Linked DNA regions of Homo sapiens: regions 2 and 3 are each linked to region 1. A link is a loop called in an ENCODE intact Hi-C map of the cell type or tissue named here. Cell type or tissue: Calu3. All regions are shown on one strand. Links, peaks and the distances in the headings refer to the core of each region. The heading gives the core; the rest is flanking DNA. Region 1 holds the start of LOC124901047 (a long non-coding RNA gene). Region 2 overlaps LOC107986441 (a long non-coding RNA gene). Region 3 has its middle 260 kb from the start of KCNN2.

The links. Peaks named below come from ENCODE experiments on the same cell type or tissue, not always from the same donor. Only the 100,000 strongest peaks of a DNase experiment are listed, where the experiment ranks them.
Region 2: a loop joins it to region 1, with 2.6 times the contacts of the local background. A loop is called at or near these places in 4 of 110 quality-filtered maps.
Region 3: a loop joins it to region 1, with 3 times the contacts of the local background. A loop is called at or near these places in 2 of 110 quality-filtered maps.

The regions. Positions count from the first base shown.
Region 1 is chr5:113,803,716-113,808,846 of GRCh38, forward strand. It overlaps LOC124901047 (a long non-coding RNA gene), which reads left to right and starts at 2,368. Exons shown (of 2, transcript XR_007058906.1): 1 at 2,368-4,452. In Calu3, for the core only: a CTCF peak has its summit at 2,670; a DNase peak (open chromatin) is centred at 2,636.
Region 2 is chr5:113,676,366-113,681,496 of GRCh38, forward strand. All of the region lies in intron 1 of LOC107986441 (a long non-coding RNA gene), which reads left to right. Among named protein-coding and RNA genes, the nearest start is that of YTHDC2, 170 kb to the left of the region's middle. In Calu3, for the core only: a CTCF peak has its summit at 2,725 (motif pointing right); a DNase peak (open chromatin) is centred at 2,776.
Region 3 is chr5:114,094,711-114,099,841 of GRCh38, forward strand. It overlaps a transcript of KCNN2 not described here. Among named protein-coding and RNA genes, the nearest start is that of KCNN2, 260 kb to the right of the region's middle. In Calu3, for the core only: no CTCF peak of the experiment used is centred there; no DNase peak of the experiment used is centred there.

The DNA of each region.
Region 1 (5,131 bases), core at 1,514-4,013:
TCCCTTCTCTTCAAGCACCAGCCTCTGGTAACCACCCTTCTACTCTCTATGGCTATGAGTTTGACTTTTTCAGATTCTACATATAAATAAGATCATGTGGTATTTGAAGACAAACTCCTCTTGAAATATCAAGGAACAGCCTCATTGAACTTTCCTCTTACAGGAGATTGTCTCCTTGTATTTGCTGAAGAATCACTAGAGCTGGGATGAGAGAGTGAGGAATGACCTTGATATGGTTTGGCTGTGTGCCCACCCAAATCTCATCTTGAATTGTAGCTCCCAGAATTCCCATGTTGTGAGAGGGACCTGGTGTGAGATAATTGAATCATACAAATCATCATTGTAGATAATCCCATATTGTTCTTGTGGTAGTGAAAAAGTCTCACGAGATCTGGTTGTTTTAGAGGGGTTTCCCTTTTCACTTGACTCTCATATTCTCTCTTGTTTGCCACCATGTAAGATGTGCCTTTCACCTTCTGCCATGATTGTGAGGCCTCCCCAGCCAAGTGGAATTGTGAATCCATTAAACCTCTTTTCTTTATAAGTTGCCCAGTCTTGGGTATGTCTTTATCGGCAGCTTGAAAATGGATGAATATGACCTACACCCAAGCCTTCCCTTCTACTTTCCTTCTCCAGTGGCTGCTGTCTCCTCTCCCAGGATTAAGGAATGGAGTTGCCAGCTCATCCTAGGGGAAGCCCTGCTACTGCAGGATATCCAGTAGCCTGAGCTGACTCATCCATTTCTGAAGCTGCCCATGGTTCCTTTCCAGAGCCACCTGGTGTGCAAAATCCACCTATGCACCATGGCATCCAGGCTGAGAGAAGGGCACTTCTCTATCACCGCACATGTGAGTAGAATTTGGTAGCATTCGTACAGAGCCGGTGAAAAACTCAGGACTATTGCAAAAAATTTGAGGGTATTAAAATATGCATCTGACAGTCCCCCCTGACTTTTCACTCCATCTCCCCCTCATGTACCCTAATAATTGTGAGACAGAAAACAGTCTCTGAAGTCATGGAACTAGAAATCTGACTGGGGGTTAGGAGAGATAAGGCGTATACCCATGAAAAGGGAAATAGCTTAACAAGCATTAAATAACAGTACTCTCTTTATTTAACAAGAAGAGCTTATAGTCTAGAAGGGAAGACAGGAAGAAAACAGGAGTTAAAGTAGAAAGGTTAAGTCTTTGGTAACAATTATGTAGGTATTTAGGTGATGACAATATCAGGGAAGTGACGTGACAGTACAGAATATGAGCTCAATAGGAAAGAGATCTATCATTACCTGTACTTCAGGAGAGAGCGCGACTGCTGTGGCTGTACTAGGCAGGGAAGGCTTGAGATAGGCCTTGCAGGATAAACACAGCTTATGTAGACCAAGGGGAGGATATCCCTCTGCTCACTGCTGATTCTCCAGCCTGACGTGTGAGGCAGAGCAGGCGCCAGCAGATGGAGGTAAGATGGTTTTCAGAGGAAGCCTGGAATGGAACTGAGGGAGCTGTTGGTAGAGCTGCACGCTAGGTCAGGAGGCCTGGTTTCAGTCTTGGACCTGATATTAACTACTCTGATGGTTTGTGTTAAGTCTCCTCACTTCTTTGGGTCTCTCTTTCTCATTTTAAAAATGAGCAGGTTGGGCTAAGTGATCCACAAATCCCTTTTCCGGGTCATATCTATGATTTTATTATTTCCTCACCTGGAGCATACAGATAATTCAATGAAGATTTAAAAGGCTTGTCAAAATTTGGAAAATATTATTTCTTTTCACTTCAGAGCAAGCAATGTGGGAGAATATAAAATAGCCTCTGAATTTTATTGTATTAGGTATTTCTTTGCACTAGGAAATTTGTATTTTAATGAATTGGAAATGTTTCACTGGCATTTCTTCCTACTCATTATGTATTTCAGAAGGGACATTTCTCCCCGACATATCACTTGGTCTTTTGTGGTTGTTTTTGTGTTCTAAGGAGCCAGTCATTAATTATGCTTCTCCACAGACTTGGAGAAATACCTCCAAGGATCTGCCACTTGGGTGGAATTTTCTCAATCTGGTCTACACCATGACAGAAACACTGTTCTTTAGACTTCTCAACTCAAGGACTTTCTTTCAGTTTTGAAAAGGTTATGTGTCATATGCCAGAGACTACTAAGGGCTGGAGATTGTCTTGGCTACTCATATGAAAATATATTGTAGTTGCAGTGGTGGAACTGAAATTATAGTTTTTGAATAAGAATAAATGCAGGAAGGAATTCTATCCTTTTATCAGAGCATTTTCCTTCAGGAGTATAAAAGACTATATCTACACAGAATCAAATAAAGTGAAGATTTGTCCATTATACAACTATTCTGATCTTTGTAGATAACCAGAATGCTGGAAGCCAAAATGTTGAAAATCTTTCATATGGTTTTATTACTGGAATATCCAGATGGGTTGCTTGCATTGATTAGATTCCATAGGAAATGAATAAAACTCTACTTCCTGTTTTGTATGATAATTATAAAGTGAGTGACGTGACTTCCTTCTCCAGTTCAGATGAACGTAGGATAACATTTTCTTTAAGTGTTAGTAAAAAGGCCATTTTTCCTTCTACCCAGGCTGTCTTTCACTTTCTCTTTTCCTGCAGTTCTGCAGGCTTGAGAATGGTGGTGCTACTGTCCCATTCTTGTTTTCCTGTTGAAAAAAGATTTAGGGCTTTCACTTCTCTGGATCATTAATAGCATTTACAGCAAGGTAAAGGAAGAAGAAAGCACCATTCAATACCATGAATCACGGAACAAGCTGATGACTTACGAAGGTCAGGGAAGGACCTGCCAGCATCTTTTCAATTCATGTGTGCAGGCATTCCACAGATTACTAAGTGCACTGTCACTTTTACAGGGAAGTGTCAGATATTAGCCTCAGCTAAGGAGGCAGAAGCTCATTGTAGCAGATTGATCTTTGGAGACAAATCTGTGCTTATCTAATTCATTTCAGAAAGCTCTCCAATATTCCAAAAAGCACAAATCAGGTCAAGGAAAATGTGAATTGACTCTGAAGGAAAAGCACAAAGAGAGTAGAGCTTTACAAGTGAAAGGAGTGGTGAGGTTTCTGTATCCCCAAAACATAGGAGTAAAGGAGCTTATGGGTGTTTTGTAGGCATAAGTGTAGAAGCATTACAGAGAGAGACTAAGAGCCCGTACCTATGCCTGCACAGGCCAAATGTGCCTCGGGTGGCCCTAAGCAGAAAACAAAGTTACCATTTCTCCCTTTTAAGGGCTTGCCATTGCATCATCAGTTGGGCCTGGCTCTCTTTCCTCCTCCTTTCTGAGGCTTGAGGGAGAGGAAAGTCCTTCCTGCCTGGGGCGCCCAGAGCTGTCACTTTGGCTCTGGTTCAGTGAAACCTGGCCATTGACAGGACAGATGGCTATGGCAGCAGCCCATCCCATCAGCCCTAGAAGCCCTGTTTCTATTCAGATCATGTTCTCAAGTGATCTTTAGCGGATCCATGCTTAAGCATAGAAACAGAAAGCTTTGGCCAGCTTCTAGTTCCCATTAGCTTGTCTCTGAGACACCATGCTTAGTTGTGTGTGTATCTGAATTGAGGCAGTCAGTGATGTACTAGGGCTGAAATAGTAATAATAATAACAATTCTGACAGCTTTGAAGGTAGACCCTCCTGCTCATTTTAAATCACAGGCGCTGTTCTCTGCTTAGCTCTATGGAGCAATAAAAAGAAAAAAATACAAAAAGGCAGGCTGGGGAGAAGTGTGTTGCTCCTGTGTGGGGGCGGGATCATCTGAGGAGTGTTTCCAGGGAACTCTGGCAGGAGGGTTCTTGTTCATGAAGGATTTCCCCGGCACTGCGCTGTGGCAGGATAACAGATGGGCTTCTCTGTATTACAGAAGGGAAAATACCTTTTGTCTTCGCCAATGCCCTTCACTGCAGGCAAGCAAATAGGAGGGCCTTGTAAGCACCACTTCTGCTCCTCGATGCAGCCTCTGTCATGAGCCATCAGATTTTTCTCTGTAAGAATAGAAAGTCTTTTCACAGTATTCTCCTCCTGAAAGCTGTCAGCCATGAAGAGTGCCATGTCCTTGTTTAGAGACGCAGCTTCTGGAATGCTTGAGTGAAAAGCCAAAGGCATTTCATTTCTGAGGTTGTCAAAAATATTCACAGTCTTCCTGCTTGTGCCGAGGATGCTGACCTCATTCTCTCCAGATTTGTACCATATGTGGAGACTGGAGACTCCAGGACATAGGATTACAGTTTGGAAAGGTCTCCCTTGTTGGAATGGACTCAGCACACTTAGGATAAAGCTTAAGGAAAACTCAGCCACTCATGCAATTTTGTAAAGGAGTCTGTACCTTTGCTTGCAATTTTATAATTGTCTTGATTTCTTTTATTTGTAACCTTACACACCATTTGCCAGAAAAATTCAATAAAACGGAACAACGAGGAATTCTTACTATGACTTGGTGAGTTTAGTTTCCCAATTTTAGAGGGGAGAAACTGAGACGCAGAAAAGCTTAAGTTCTCTGAAGAGGCCAAACCAAGAGCAATTGATTAGTCTATTTCAGAAAATGCAGAAGCTGCTTTGTTTTCCAGCACATTATGAACTTATGGGGAGCATGGGCCTGCCTTTGCCTTCATTTCCAGTGTACCTCTAGCTTGGTGGCAGGGTGGTGCCTTTCTCCCCACTTGTTGATGGCTCTTGATCTGTTCTCCTGAGTAGACTAGGGAGGAATTCAAGCTGAACCTGGTTATTTATAGTGCAGAATTTAGGCTTAGAAGTGTATAATATATACACAACTTCTGTAGCTGCTCTCTTTCTCTATGAGTTGATTATCCTTTTATACCTACCAGCCTTTCCTCCTCTGGATCTTTCTCCCCTTCCTGTTCTTTTTCTTCCTCTCCCTCCTGCTCTTTCTTTTATTGTCTTATTGTGGGAACAGGGGACTATTTACAATTCACCTATGGGCTTATAAACCGACAAATGACCTACTGCTGTTGTTATTTCTGAGATAGATGTTTTGGGGAATCTGGCCAAAAGATGCTAGGCTGGATACTTAAACTACCTAATCATGAGTCTTCAAACGTATGTGGAAAGTATTTGGTCTTGAAACAGGTGATAAAACAGTTTCCCAGTGTAATCCT
Region 2 (5,131 bases), core at 1,298-3,797, 130 kb before region 1:
GAAAAATACAAATGATGGCTCAGCAGCATTGATAGGAAGAGCTGGACAGACAGGCCTATAGCAGTCCCTCTGGTTCCCCGTGAGCGAGGGATGCTGAAATTCCCATTTGTGCCAGGGAGCGGGCATGGAATTGTTAACCGTGATGGGGTCTCATTAAGGCCTGGAGGGAGCACATAGGAAATACTGTGGGTGGGGCCCTCTGGACTGGGAACAAATGACTGGGGCCTGAAGTGGTTGTTCTCACATCACTCCCAACACAGTCAGACGTGGCTGGTTGCACCTCAGAGTCAGTCAATCCAGCCATTCTGCAGCAAGAATCAATGGCCAGAGGAGGCCATGATGGTCTGAGGGCCCCTTCCTGCTGCTGGTAGGAGGGCACAGTAAATCCCTGTAACATATATAGTGGCTGTCATGGTGGAGTTGGAAGTGAGGGTGCAAAATCAGAAAGACCGAACATTTGGCGAAGGGTCTGATTCATCCAAAAGAGATCATGCAAACTAGGCATGATACTAAGTTGACTTTGAATACACTATTTAAACTTCATCATCCAAACTGACTGTTTAAAAGAGATGAGATTAAAATATCGCTAATTGTAACTCTAAATTACCCATGCTACTTAGCTAGGTGGGAGTTTGGTGAGGAAACTCGGGTCAGTCTTACAGACAGAAGAAACAAAGCTTTCTGGTCTCATCAGAATGCAGTGTGAAAAATGAGTTATCTGTCCTTCACCAGCTGAGAGGTTTAGGCTTCATTTCATAGGCAATGGGGTGCCTTTAAACCTTTGTTGGTGTCAGCAGCTTCCTGTGCTTTACAGACCAGGAATATACCTTCCTTTCCCTCTTTGCTCATCTGAACGTCCCAACTCTTCCAAAAAGGACACACACCACTCCTGGAACAAGAACCCCACCTCCACCTCCCGAACTCCTGTTAATGGAAATTATAAGGTTTCCTGTTAGGGAATAGTTGGGAGATTTCTGTATTTCCCTAAAATAATCTGGCCTAATGAATATGCTTATTAGAGTTTTTACTTCAGTTCACACTATCTTCTTTTCCTAAATCCTAAAATATATGAAAATACATTAGGTAACAGAATGATGATGAATCCCCTTACATAAAGTGACTATAACTAGAGATTGTTTTTAAAAAGCTGGCATTGAGACATCACCAAAAGCATCCTCCTAGGTCTGCAGAAGGGATTTTGGAAATGGCATGTGATACATTAATTCTAACTTACTGCTTCCCACATACCATGGAACAATCATTTTTTTAAAGCTGAAAATATTGAATGATTATTTCTAATGTGAAATGTTTTTAAGTCATAACATGTGCATTGTGAAATGCCTATCATATGTGTTTCTTGGGCTGGTAATCTCTGGGGTGAAGATACATAAAGATGAAAGCAGAGAAAGAATGTTTGCGAGGGAGCCTGGCCCCTCATTGACTATGTTGATGTGTCTTGGCCTCTCCCACTGTTGACATTACACTTTGCTTAGGATCTGACTTCTTAACTTTTCTGCCTTACTCTGTTCTCTTTCTCTCTGGGATGCATCTTAATGCAGGTCCTTTTTCTTGAAACACACATATTTTATCCCATAGTTTATGGGAGTCACACAGTAAAAATGCTTTGTGATTACAAAAATTTTTTTCTGTTTTCTTTTACAAAAGGTACAAGCCCAGTTAAGAAGTTTAAACATGAATTATATATAGAAAAATGTGAATATTACTCATTAAAATGACAACTTCTGTACCTTTTTATTTTTGGTTTTAAATTACACCACTAATCCAAATACTGTAAGGAATAACTGGTTTATAAAAGGTGATTAAGTTAGGAGTGACAGACACTTACCTTTTAAATAAAAAAGTCAGATCCTTAATATATCACAGGGTCCTAATTTATAAGGTCATCCTCTTTTAGCAGTCTGCCCATCTCAATTGTCTCCTGGGTTTTCTTAATATTTTGAGGACACAACAATGCTATTATTTTAGGTGTGGTAGCACTGGTGGAAAAATAGGGAAGCATTTCATATTGATGATGCAATGCTTTCCTTTATCCTGACATTCTTATCTTTGAATAGGAAAGAGGTAATGTGTTCACTATGTAAATTAATTATAAGCCTTTTTTTGCTCTGTAAAAAGGGGGAATATTAAGGTTTTAGATAGTAATTGTTCTTTGACTCTGGACATGAGTCTTTGGAGAAATTCTCTTTGGTAAATGCAGTTCACTCACACGCAGTGAAAACAGCCATCAAAAGCTTTCATAAAGAGGCTGATAGTATGGAGTAATAACTACTTTGAAGGGCGTTGGGGGAATTATTCAGAGGTTCTGCAAAGTGGTTTGGAGACGAAAAGTGCAATATAAATGCTAAGTAGCCCCATATTTTTCTGGGAAGAGGTGCAGTAAATGTAATCATGGCTCTGCTCAAGCTGAGAAGCCTGATGGCCACCTCTACGCTCATATTTAATGTTGATGAAATCGCTGACACAACTTCCAACAGAGGATCTCTTTCTTCCCCCCTCACTATCATGTAAATAATTTCCACAAAAGTCAGAGCAATTCCTGCTTATGAAAGCTTTACACAATTCCCAGAATTGTGAAGGAAAAAAAAAGCAGGCATATGGTATTTATATAGTGGGTACTCAGTAAATATTTGTTTATTTTATTTTACTTTATTTTATTTTATTTTACCATTGCTTTTTAGGTGCCCTTTACACGTGTGCTTTTGAATTCCCCTAACATGATATCAGCACTAGATGGCGCTATGTTACCGTGAAGACTGCCAGGGTGGTGGTGGTGGTGGGGTGAATCTCTAATGTTGTAATTAGCCAACAATGCAGATAAGCAGAGGTTTAATTTAAGTCATTTCCCCCCTCATTATACTTTATAAGAAATCATGACCTTTTTATTTTGGAGGGGGTACAGGGACTTACTGTATTATTTTATCTCAGCATAAGCAAATTCAATTTGCTTTAATTCTCACTTTGAAGGAGAGAATGTCAGGCTGCCTCCTGCTCTGTTTCACAGTGTGTGGCATTGGTAATGAGCTCTGACAGCACTCCTCCTGCCGCTAACTGTGTCACATGAGCCGTCGGAAGGTGACTTGAGATGTGAAGAAATGAAGGTGCGTAATTGATTCTCACAATGAGAACATGCTTTCTAGTCCTTTGAAATTCCCCTAATGGGCTAAAATGTTATGTTCCTTTTCCCTCTAAAAACAGTTTGTAATGATTCAAATGGTCAATGATTTTGAAAATAATTGAACAGCTAAGCCTTAAAGTACTGTATACAAGCAAATTTTAGCAGAGGAGAGCACTGGCTTCCACTGTGACTAGAATTATCTTTGTGGGGACAGAGAATATTCCTCCCAGCCTCCCATCTTTTATAGATGTGAGGTGACATGGTGTTTTAGTGTGTTAATGCATGTTTCTATCTGTTTGGTGTTGAAAACCTTCAAAGGCGATTAACTCCCTTACAGAAGCTGAGAGGGAAGGAAATGAGTCCTTCACCAGGATATAGGCCTCTGAATGGTGGCGTTACTATAATGATATACATGCTTATGTATCTCTGTATCTCTACATACTTTAAGTCATATTTGATTAAGACAGTCTGCGGCTACTCAAAAAGAAAATTGGGAAGGAGAAATTGTAGAAAGGCAGCCGGAGAAGCTACTAAAGAGAATAGAAATAGCTTGATCCAAGAAAATGAAAGAGGCTAAGGTATAAACTAACCCTGCTGTTTCCAAACTACGTGCTGGGACACCCCAAGGTGCTGCAGCCAACTCACAGAGAGGCCCCAGGATATTTTGAGTTTTTGAAGGAAATGGAGCAGCGTCTACCAGAAACCAAGCAAATGACTTTAGAGTTTTCATACTAAATTACACTACATTCCTACAGTCCTAGGTGACATCATATTTTTGCAAAGCTAGGTTTTTGGAGGTTGATGGGATAAAAAGCAAGTAGTATGCAAAAATGAACAGGAATAGTTAACAAGGATGGCAGTGTCCAGTCTCATTCCAATGATGGAGAGGCTGTGCAGGGCCTAAGGGACACACATGCCCCATTTGTAAGTAATTGTGGTTATTTAAGACTGAAATGAAAGGTATTTTTTTCAATTTGTATTATTATTTTCAAATAGCTACTTAATTATTAGGACATACATACTTAACATTTTTGGATTTAACTACCTAATGAAAGGAATGGCTATGTAGTTTTTTTTTTTTTGGTGGTTAAAAAATTACTGAGACACTGAGGGTGCCAGGAAGTTAGAAAGTTTGAACTTCTGGGCTAACACTGTTTCTTGATGTCCTTTGAGGAGTAGACACGTTCCTGCCTCAGAGACTTGGCTCTCGCTGTCCTTCTTCTGGAATGTGCTTCCCTCAGATAACTGGTTGACTCAATTCATCACTTGCAGTAAGTCTCTGCTCTAATCTCACCTACTCCTGGGGGCCTCCACTTACCACCCTCATTCATCCTGCCCTGCCCACCCTCCCCAGAGCTCAGCTGCCTCTTCCTTTCTCTATTTCCCCTTTTGTCCATCATCCATCTCACTTTTAATATACTACATCATTTATTTATTTATTTATTTTATTTATTATTTTTGTTGTTTATTGTTTGTTCCTCTCACTAAACTATGTCACGTGGAAAAGGTTCTTTGCTTTTTTTTTAAATAGACTAGTACATTTAAAAAGTGTTTAGAATAGTGCCTGACACATAGAGCTCTTAGTAAATATTTGTTGAATGAATGAAAAGTTCTCAGTGGCATCTCAAGCCTGGTAAATACATGTTTTGTATCTATTTATTTTACAAAAATGTATATAAAAATTATACAGAATAAAATATCTTAGGAGCTCTGAGATGTTTTGTAATTCATATACTGGAAAAATAGTTAACTGAGACATTTTTGTGGTTGTTGTTATTGCTTAAATAAATCCTATGTTTTTGCTTTATAGAATGAGAGAATGAGTACATCAAAGATTGTATTCTTACTTTTCCTAGTTTCTCATTCTTTTACATAAGCCAATATGTACCTAGAGCTATATAGTCATGTGCCACATAATGATATTTTGGTTAATGACAGACCTCATATATGATGTTTGTCTCAAAAGATTATATTGGAGTTGAAAAATTCCTCACC
Region 3 (5,131 bases), core at 1,793-4,292, 290 kb after region 1:
ATAAAAACCTATTTTGACAATTATAAGATTGAAATCCTTCTAAGATCTGTTGCATACTTCCCTGCTTTGCTCTCTGAATCAGAACTCTCCTAATGTCATCTATTTGCTTGGAAACTTAGGGTCCTCATTATTGACTATTTTTTGATGACCATACAATGGAGTACTCAATGCTTTCTTATAATTCAATCCTGCTTTTATATAATATTGGTTTTCTATTATATATTTTTATATGATAATTTTCTCTATCAACTGCTTTATCTTATGGCTGTTGTTCTTTACTACTGCTTTAAATATTGTCTTATTTTATATGCAATATGCATGAGGCCTGATTCCAGCCTGTCTTCTAGAGTAGAGAGTGAAGAATATGAAGCAGCTTCTTTTCTCTAACCACATCTGTTGTTTTTGGGGTATCTTTATAACAGTGTTGTTTTAAACTACTATGTTTGTGGTAATTTCATTTACATCTGTTGTCTCTAGGTGGGCCTGGACACAGAACATCACTGTGTTTCAGGGAGAGAGAGGAAGCAGAATTTGGCTAAATAAATACCTGCTTAATAATAATAACTATCATTTTGCTGAGCACTTGTGAGGTTTCTGGCACTGTGCCTTATCTCTTTTAAACTTCCCAACAAGGCTTAGAGGAAGATTTGCCAGGCATTGTGCTAAATGTTTAATTCATATTATCTCATTTAATGCTCAGACATCCCTATGAGCCTCAGGAGAAGAAGGTAACTTGGACTTAAAACGAAGGCAGATTATAACCTCATCTCACTGGATCCTGGGAGAGATTTGGCATCACAGTGGAATTACAAATTATATCATAAAAGGTTCCATTTAACAAGGTTGCCTGGAGTCACAGAGCAAATGGCAGAACCAAGATTCAATTCTGATTGTTCCAGGGAGCATGTTTTTAAGCACCATTCAGTTGGCCTTAATTTTCTTATTTGCATTTTCTACCTTGTTTCTCTGCTTAGTACAGCAGGCTTCCTCTAGGGCTTGGCCTACCTAACTCCTTTTAGCTCGTCTTTCCTAGGATGGGACTCCTCTCCCTGCTGTAGTCTACTTGCCTTAGACATATCTCCTTGTGTCCCCCAATAATTTTTTTTGACTTCCAAATTGGACTCCATATATGCACCTGCTGTATCCTTTGTACACTGTGCTGAGAATAGTCCAGTTGTCCAGGATATTTAAGTTTACATTTATATATGCCAGTCTGTCTTTTTTCAAGCATATCAGTATTACATTTATTTAAAAACAGGCTATGTCATCTATCTGGCCTATAGAAAATGCACCTATGGATCTATAGATCCTTTGCCATACCTTGAAGTCCCCTGGGGACTGAGTCCACAGGTTGAGATCACTGTCCAGGAGCAGTGTAACTTAATGTCAGAGAGCCAGGCTCAGCAGCAGTCAAATAGATTTGTATTCAAACTGTGATTCTCCAGCTCTCTAGGTTCTGTGATATTGGCTATGAATCTCAACTACTACCCAGCATGAGTACCTTTTCCTAAGGATTATTTTAACGTTTCAGTGAGATCAGGCATTTAAACTGCTTAACACATAATATCAAGACAGCAATCTATTCGTATATGGAGGCCATGGTTTGGAGGTTAAAGACAGTTAAAACAACTATACACTAACTTTGACCATGCTACACTGGATCCCTGGCTTATTTGGTAATACAATCTCAATTTACAAGTTCTATTACATAATACAATTGAAATAAGGACTTGCACTATCTAGATAGTGAAGAGACTTGAAACCAAGCTATATACTCATGACCTGTACATCACAGAGTCATTCCATGTGGTATCATTCTCCTCTCCTGTCTCTGTCAGGCGCTATGGTGCAGAATCCAGGCCTGGATTTGAAGTTCTTACTCACCTCCCACAGATGTGGGAAATCTCACTGTAGCCCCAGGAAGGTCCCTCTCTCCCTCGTGGTACTCCTCCTGTGTTCCACTCTTTCCTGCAGACTTTCTCTTCCCTGCATAACTTCTCTTCCCCACAGGCTTCATTTCTCACTGGAAAGTCCTGGAGACTCTGCCACAGAAACCCTGGTGATCTACCATCCTAATTGACAACCATGCAAACAAAGGAAAGATGGCTCAAGGAGACAGAGTATTCATCTGTAATCTTTTAGAGGATGGCCAGAATAATAGCTACTGTAACTAAACCTACCATATCCCACTTAATCTTTCCATTACTCCAGTGGAGCAAGTTCTGCTATTACCTCCCTTATATAGATGAGACACTGAGACTCAGAGACACCAGGTAACTGGCCCAGGGTTACCTAGCTAGTAAGTAAAGGAGCAGAGATTTGAACCCAGATCTATTCAACTCTGAACTCTAGGCAATTACACCTCTTTCCATAAATGTATCCTGAAAGTATTAGATCCAAATAGTAGACCTACTTGAATGGTTAGATTTGATAGACATTGTTCGGGAAATATGCTTTTTATGAAAGTTCTTTTTCTTGTAGGTGACATTACAAATTAATTATAGGTCCAATCTTAGTTTTCACATGATGGAAAGTAATCATGGTTGGGGAGGTATTTCCCACAGGGTCCAGTCAATTTCATTTTGTTCGGATTACAAACCCTCTGATCTGCAAGTTAGTTCCAGCATTTAAAAGGATAAAGACTGTTGTAATACCTGTGCAAATCCATTAGCACTGCTGGAGAACTGTCTCTGTGTCCTGTAGTTGATGGTCACTAGTGTCATGGGTATATGTTTAGCATTCATTCCTACCTCATGGATTATGGTGGATCTGAAGTAGCCTGAAGACAGTAGTAGGTTTCATTCACTATAGCTTGTTCCCCTGGCTGAGTGTCAAAATATTAAAATGCTGTCTCTCGCCACTTCCTGCCCAGTCCTGCCGCTATTGAAGGTAGCAGACAATTAAACATGAACGTCTCTTGTTTTCTTTTGCTCTTATTTTCTTCAGAGGGCAAACAAAGCATATAAAGTTCCCCATCCACTTAAAGTATTAGAGCACAGACTCTTTGATTAGAACTTCTATTCCATCTTAAGCTCTGAGAGTGGCCACTAGCTCCCCCTAGATTTATCAAGTGAGCTGCCATTGGTAAGCACCTTGTCCACCTCCTCCCTGGTACCTCCTCTGAATATTCTGCTAATTTGTCTCCAGTGTCCTAAGCTTCCTTCAGTCTCCTTTATTTGTTTCCTTTTGCTGCTGTGACAAATTACCACAAACATAGTAGTTTAAAACAACATGTTTATTTTCCTACAGTTCTGGAAGTCAAAAGTCTGAAATGAATTTTGCATGGCCGAAATTAAGGTGTCGGAAAGGCTGGTTCACTTCTGGAGGCTCTAGGGGATAATCCCTTCCCTTCTCTTTTCTAGTTTCTAGAGGCTGTGCTCCTTCCGTAGCTCATCATCTTTCTTTCCGCTTCTGTCATCACATGGCCTTCTTCTCTGTCTGACTTTCCTACATCCCTCTTTTAAGGACCCTTGTGATTTCATTTGATCTACCTGGATAATCTCTCCATCTCAAGGTTCTTCACTTAATCATATCTGCAAAGTCCCTTTTACCATGTAAGGGAACATTCACAGCTTCTGAGAATTAGGACTTGGATTCTTTAGGGACCATTGTTTGGTCTACCACAGGGGTCCCCACTGCTGGGCCACAGACTGGTACCAGTCTGTGGCCTGTTAGGAACCAGGCTGCATGGCAAAAAGTAAGTGGCAGGCAAGTGAGCATTACTGCCTGAGTTCTGCCTCCTGTCAGATCAGTGGTAGTATTAGATTCTCACAGGAACATGAACCCTATTGTGAACTGTGCATGTGAGGGATCTGGGTTGCAAGCTCCAGCTAATGCCTGATGATCTGAGGTGGAACAGATTCATCCTGAAACCATCCCCACTCCCCCCTGCACAATTCCCCCAACCATGTCCGTGAAAAAATTGTCTCCCACGAAACTGGTCCCTGGTACCAAAAAGGTTGGGGACCGCTGGTCTACCACACTTCTCTTTTATGGAGGATTGCCCAAAGAAAAAGAAAGGTTCTGTGATGTCATAGAATTAACATGAAACCTGTGGCACAGAGATTTGGCTCCAATCTTTTTTTCCCTCTTTTATTTGTATAAATTTATGGGGGTACCAGTGGCATTTGGTTACATACATAGTTTCCACAGGGGTGAATCTAGGGCTTTGGCTCCAGTCTAGAATCTGACATTATACTCACTGTCAGACTGGGAACCAAGTACTCCACATCCTTGAGAGAAGGCTTAATCCACAAATATCCCTCCCAGCTATAAAATTTGTATAACACAAAACATTTATTTATATTAAAATATAAATGACTTGAAGCAATTTTACCACATATTAGGCTTTTCTCCAAAGGATTGACTTTATTCTGAAAATAAATAATTCATCAAATTTGATGTGATAAGTGTTTTCTTTTGACAAAAAACGTACCCTGAACTACTGGAACCACACCACATAGGCAGCCAGGTTCTTCCTCCAGTATTAAGACCAGTCCAATTTGGGGCCAGTCACATACATAAATATGTAGGCCAAGGTTTCTCAGCGTGATTATATATATAATACAGATTATAGCAAGATTATAGCATTATAAAAAATCACCAATTGCTAGAACTGAAAAGCGTTACTCCCACTTCCTCTTTCCACCTCCTTTTTCATTTTGCACATAAGAAAACAAAAACTTGGAGGAGAAAAATTGCTTGACCAAGTCCTAGCAACTACATTGAGGAAAAGTTAAGACTATTATTAGAGTCTTTTTTATTTTTCTTGAAAAGACAGGATCTCACTCTGTTGCCCAGGGTGGAATGCATTGCTTATTCACAGGTGCAATCATAGCATACTATAGCCTGAAACTCTTGAGATCACGGGATCCTCCCTCCTCAGCCTCCCAGGTAGCTGGGACTACAGGCACATGCCACCATACCTGACTTAGAGTCTTTTCACTTCATATTTAGAGTTCATTGGCAATTGTGCTATTTATGATTTTGTTCTTGGAAAAATTTTTGGACCAGATTGCTTTTCTTCAGATATAGTAGCCCTACTTTTCAAAAAGTTTTAGTCAAAAAGACTGTCTATATAATGACCATAGGTATTACGTTTGAATTGATTTATATTTTTGACATTAGAGAG